Linked DNA regions of Homo sapiens: region 2 is linked to region 1. Evidence: chromatin contacts called from ENCODE Hi-C or POLR2A ChIA-PET data. All regions are on one chromosome and are shown on one strand. Each heading gives the region's core, a stretch centred on a gene start or an enhancer-like site at or near the end of the contact. The rest is flanking DNA. Distances are from core to core; before and after follow the strand shown. Region 1 overlaps ACACB (acetyl-CoA carboxylase beta). Region 2 overlaps ACACB (acetyl-CoA carboxylase beta).

What was found. A loop is a pair of places that touch in the nucleus more often than their neighbours do. ChIA-PET counts read pairs that join two places held with the same protein, here RNA polymerase II (POLR2A). Pooled maps may share reads with other maps.
Region 2: a loop to region 1 is called in a map of HepG2, with 3 times the contacts of the local background. The contact joins two enhancer-like sites. A Hi-C loop is called at or near these places in 8 of 168 maps with a recorded cell type or tissue (HepG2, Right ventricle myocardium inferior, esophagus muscularis mucosa and 3 more) and 3 of 50 pooled maps. POLR2A ChIA-PET finds 5 or more read pairs at or near these places in 2 of 52 experiments (HepG2 and naive thymus-derived CD4-positive, alpha-beta T cell).

What each region holds. Positions count from the first base shown.
Region 1 is chr12:109,198,844-109,201,543 of GRCh38, forward strand. ACACB (acetyl-CoA carboxylase beta) reads left to right here. Exons shown (of 53, transcript NM_001093.4): 18 at 559-709. Among named protein-coding and RNA genes, the nearest start is that of ACACB, 84 kb to the left of the region's middle. Within about 2 kb of position 1,413, at least 4 of the 41 ENCODE cell types and tissues checked have a DNase peak (open chromatin) inside an H3K27ac peak, as active enhancers do.
Region 2 is chr12:109,247,114-109,249,813 of GRCh38, forward strand. It overlaps ACACB (acetyl-CoA carboxylase beta), which reads left to right. Exons shown (of 53, transcript NM_001093.4): 40 at 493-590. Among named protein-coding and RNA genes, the nearest start is that of FOXN4, 61 kb to the right of the region's middle. Within about 2 kb of position 1,383, at least 2 of the 41 ENCODE cell types and tissues checked have a DNase peak (open chromatin) inside an H3K27ac peak, as active enhancers do.

The DNA of each region.
Region 1 (2,700 bases), core at 163-2,662:
TTGAACTCCTGGCCTCAAGCCATCCTCCCACCTCGGCCTCCCAAAGAAAGCATCACAGCCTTGGCCAGGCACAGTGGCTCACGTCTGTAATCCCAGCACTTTGGGAGGCTGAGGCGGGCGGATCATGAGGTCAGGAGATCGAGACCATCCTGGCTAACATGGTGAAACCCCATCTTTACTAAAAATACAAAAAAAAATTAGCTGGATGTGGTGGTGGGCGCCTGTAGTCCCAGCTATGCGGGAGGCTGAGGCAGGAGAATGGCGTGAACCCGGGAGGCGGAGCTTGCAGTGAGCCGAGATCGCGCCACTGCACTCCAGCCTGGGCAACAGAGCGAGACTCCGTCTCAAAAAAAAAAATAAAATAAGAAAGCATCACAGCCTTTTTGTTCACCCACCTCACTCTCAGTGTCTCTGAGATAACTATCAACTGCCACCCTTTGGGAATGTAGAGGGTACACTCCCCCTTTAGGAAGGGGAAATGGTATTGAAAGCCGGACTAGGGCTTGCTGAGTTGGTAGTCCTCATCAGTCTCCCTACCCGACTCCTCCTCTCTCCCAGTTACCGAATTACCATCGGCAATAAGACGTGTGTGTTTGAGAAGGAGAACGATCCTACAGTCCTGAGATCCCCCTCGGCTGGGAAGCTGACACAGTACACAGTGGAGGATGGGGGCCACGTTGAGGCTGGGAGCAGCTACGCTGAGATGGAGGTGACTGCAGAGCCGGCCGTGGGGAATCCTGAACCCTCAAACTCCCACTCTTCTGGCTTTGTCCCATGTCTGAACAAACAGGCCTACCTCTCCCCTTGACCACTGTCTGCAAATTTCTAAGGGAATCAGTCTGTGGATTTCAGCCAAATCCCCTGAAGTATTCAAAGAAAAAAACTTCAGGCTGGGCGTGGTGGTTCACGCCTGTAATCCCAGCACTTTGGGAGGCTGAGGCGGGCGGATCACGAGGTCAGGAGATCAAGACCATCCTGGCTAACATGGTGAAACCCCGTCTCTACTAAAAATACAAAAAATTAGCCGGGCATGGTGGCAGGCGCCTGTAGTCCCAGCTATGCAGGAGGCTGAGGCAGGAGGATGGCGTGAAGGCAGGAGGATGGCGTGAACCCAGGAGGCGGAGCTTGCAGTGAGCTGAGATGGCGCCACTGCACTCCAGCCTGAGCGACAGAGAAAGACTCCGTCTCAAAAAAAAAAAAAAAAAACTTCAAAAAATGCACATCTCCCCAGGAATGAGTAAGAAGGTTAATGACAGAGAAACTGGGTACAGAGAATATGGAAACTCTCTGTACTATTTACATAACTGTTCTATAAACTGTTGTGTAAATCAGTTTCCTTGATTTCTTTATTTTTTTTTTGAGACAAGTCTCAGTCTGTCACCCGGGCTGGAGTGTAGTGGCGTGATCTTGTCTCACTGCAAACTCCGCCTCCCAGGCTCAAGTGATCCTCCCACCTCAGCCTTCCAAGTAGTTGGGATTACAGGCACGCACCAACATGCCTGGCTTAATTTTTTGTATTTTTGGTAGTGACAGGGTTTCGTCATGCTGCTCAAGCTGGTCAAATACCTGAGCTCAGGTGATCCACCTGCTTTGGCCTCTGAAAGTGCTGGGATTGCAGGCATGAGCCACTGCACACAGCCAAGAATTGATTGATAATAACAATTATTGTCAATCAATGATTAAATATTAAATATTGACCCCAGCAATAATTGAAAGGTGTTAAGCCAACACTTGCAAAGCCATAACCATGTGGCAGGTGCTGTTCTAAGCATTTTACTGATCTTTATTTTTTAACCTTCCCAGCAAATATATGAGATGGGCACAAATGTGATCCCCATTTTATAAAAAAGCTGGGCCCAGGCAGGCTAAGAAACTCACTGGAGGTCACACAAAGCCAGGATTCAAACCCGGAAAATAACAACAATAATAGCAATGAAAATACATCAATAATAGTAGCTACTGCATATTGACCTGCTGCATGGCAGGATCTGCATCTCATTCAATCCTCGTAAGAGCCCTAAGAGGTGAAACTGTCATTATTCCTCATTTTACACTTGGGGAAACTGAGGCTCAAGGAGGGGAGCCACTTCTGAAGATCACAGAGGTATTGGTGGGGGCAGTTCCTGGGATTCTAGTCCAGGCCTGGCTGACTTGGGTGCCCAAGCTGTGAACTGCCAAGCAAGAGAGATAGCACAGTCCTGGCTCTGCGGCCGCCACCATGGTGACAAAGCTCATGCCACGCACGTATCCAGACATTCGGGAAAATTAAAAGGGCTGATGAGCAGATTCTTCATTTCACAGAGTGTTCCCTGAGGGTTTTCTAAGTGCCTTTAATAAAACAAACTGTTCACAAAATGTTTGATTTATGCAGTACGTTTTAGGAACGTGTATATGAACCACTCTATGTAATATGATTTAACAGTATTTCTAAGAGAAGACTCCCCCTTTGGAAATAAACATCAGTTTCCATATCTGTAAAATGGGCATCATAAACACCTCCTTGGCTGGCTTTGCAGATTGAATGGCACTTGCCTGGCACTTAGCAGGCTTCCAGTAAAGGTCACTTTTCCTTGTACCTTCTGCCTGAACACTACCCAGGGAGTCATTCTGGCGCGTCCCTGGGTAGTGTCCCGGCGCGTCCCTGCTCCGGCATCACTAGTTCTGGGTGGCTCTGGGTGTCAATCCCGGTGGGCTCTGTAC
Region 2 (2,700 bases), core at 133-2,632, 48 kb after region 1:
ATAGATACCAGCTTGCCATAAAAGGCAAGATGAATGAGGGAAGCGCACGCATTCTGTGATGTGAAATGACAGGGGACAGTCATCCTTTCCATTCAGAGCATGCATTCTCGGGGGCGATATTGCCCACTACCCCCAAGAAGACAGAAAAATAATTTTTGGGGTGGCAATAAAATAGTTTTTAACATATATACATATACAGAGTATGTAAATAGTGGTTAAACAGTGTATCTTGAAAATTAAAATTTCATGTTGGGGTGCTGGCAATAAGAAATAAAAATGAGATAGTCCTTAGAGGAGAGCTTAGCTCAAAGCAGAACTTCAGTTTATGGCTGTTATTAATACGGTATTTACATGAGATGTGTTAATGTGTCATTGACATGTTACTAACATGTTATTAACATCCATCCCTACGATGTTCACATTAAGAAAAAAAAAACAGTGGCTTTCAGTGCAGGGAACTGGATTCGTAGCCTCACTAAAGTATTTTTTAAGGGATTTAAATACCTGTACCTGACTCCCCAAGACTACACCAGAATCAGCTCCCTGAACTCCGTCCACTGTAAACACATCGAGGAAGGAGGAGAGTCCAGGTAAATAACTTATCAGGTAGCTCCTTAATTTTGCTCATGGTTAATTTCAGCTGTCTTCTTTCCTCGGGGCTTGTGGCGATATTTTCCAGTGGGGTGGTGGTGTTTGTATGATGGGAACCAATGCCTGTTGGGGGCACTGATGCCTTAAACATTTGTTAAACTCTCCAAGGTGAGTCCATCCTTGTCATTCTAAAATGAGTGACTCCTTTCACAAAAAATAGCACGTCATGTAGGGAGAATGAGATTGGATTCTCGTGAATCTCCTAGGAGCCGCAGGCTCACATTTTGTGACCAAACTGATGCAGCGGTGACTTGGCAAACTGGGAAGGTATGGGTGGGGCAGAGAGAGGTCTGTTCTTCGAGAGCATTCAAAGGCTACTATCTTTTCCAGGACAAGTTATGTTTTTCTCAGTGGGATTAACTGACTCAGGATTTCCTAGACTGGGTTTTTTGCAATGTTAGTGACAAGCTGGGGGGAAATTCCATAGTCAGATGAGTTTGGGAAACACTGGGTTAAATGAGATCTCATAAACATCTTTATTGCAGACCTTCTTAGTACCTGTAGCATGCTGTATTAGTCAGCGTTCTCCAGAGGGACAGGACTAGTAGGATATATGTATATATGAAAGGGACTTTATTAAGGAGAATTGACTCACATGATCATAAGGTGAAGTCCCATGATAGGCTGTCTGCAAGCTGAGGAGCAAGGAAGCCAGTAGTGGCTCGGTCTGAGTCTAAAAGCCTCAAAAGTAGGGAAGCCAATAGTGCAGCCTTCAGTGGCCAAAGGCCTGAGGGCCCCTGGCAAACCACTGGCGTGAGTCCAAGAGTCCAAAGGCCGAAGAACCTGGAGTCTGATGTTTGAGGGCAGGAAGCTTCCAGCATGTGAGAAAGATGAAAGCCAGAAGACTCAGCAAGGCAGCTTACTCCACCTTCTTTCACCTGCTTTTTCTAGCCGCGCTGGCAGCTGGATGACTGGATGGTGCGCACCCACATTGAGGATGGGTCTTCCTCTCCCAGTCCACTGACTCAAATGTTAATCTCCTCTAGCAACACCCTCAAAGACACACCCAGAAACAGTACTTTGCATCCTAAAGTTGACACTTAATATTAACCATCACACATGCTAAAGTGCATTGTGAATCTCTAACAGAGGCTGGCGGGACAGTGTTTCTCATTATGTGGCCCTGGAATTTTTGATTGATTGATTGTGAATGGGTTTCCTCTGTGTACCCCCATCTCTCTGTAGACCGTTGGAGGAATATGGGCCGAGGGTGATATTTCACTGAGACAGCCCCTGAACAGGCAGATATCTTTGGTTGTATAAACCAAAAAGTATCTGAGACAGGTCTCAATCAATTGAGAAGTTTATTTTGCCAAGGTTAGGGACACATCCAGAAGCAAAGAACACGGAATCATAGAAACCGTCTGTGGCGTGTACCTTTCTTCAAAGATGATTTGGAGGGCTTCAGTATTTAAAGGAGAAAAGCAGGCTGGAGGGGAAAGAGGGAAGTTCTGGTAATCACATGTTGCAGGAGAAAAGGCGCAGGCAGGGGAAGTCAGTTATGTATTCTTCCTGCGCTCAGTAAGTCAGCACTTTCTATAAGATAAGGTGGACATAGAGGAACTACCTGTGGAGATATTTCAGCTTTTATCTGTATCTATCTGCTTACTAAAGAAACAAAAGGAAAGGCAGCTTGCACAACTCAGCTTCAGCTTAAATTGTTCCTTTTGGCATTGTGAATCGTGGTCCTAGTTTTTATTTTCCTTTCACAGATGGGAGCAGTGTGATGATTTATTTATTTATTTGAGACAGAATCCCGCTCTGTCACCCAGGCTGGAGTGCAGTGGTGTAATCTTGGCTCACTGCAACCTCCACTTCCCAGGTTCAAGCGATTCTTCTGCCTCAGCTTCCCAAGTAGCTGGGATTACAGGCGTGCACCACCACGCCCAGCTAACTTTTGTATTTTTAGTAGAGATGGGGTTTCGCCATATTGGCCAGGCTGGTCTCAAACTCCTGACCTCAAGTAATCTGCCCGCCTCGTCCTCCCAAACTGCTGGGATTACAGAGCAGGGTGATGATTGTTGATGCTGCACTTGCCCTTTTAGAAAT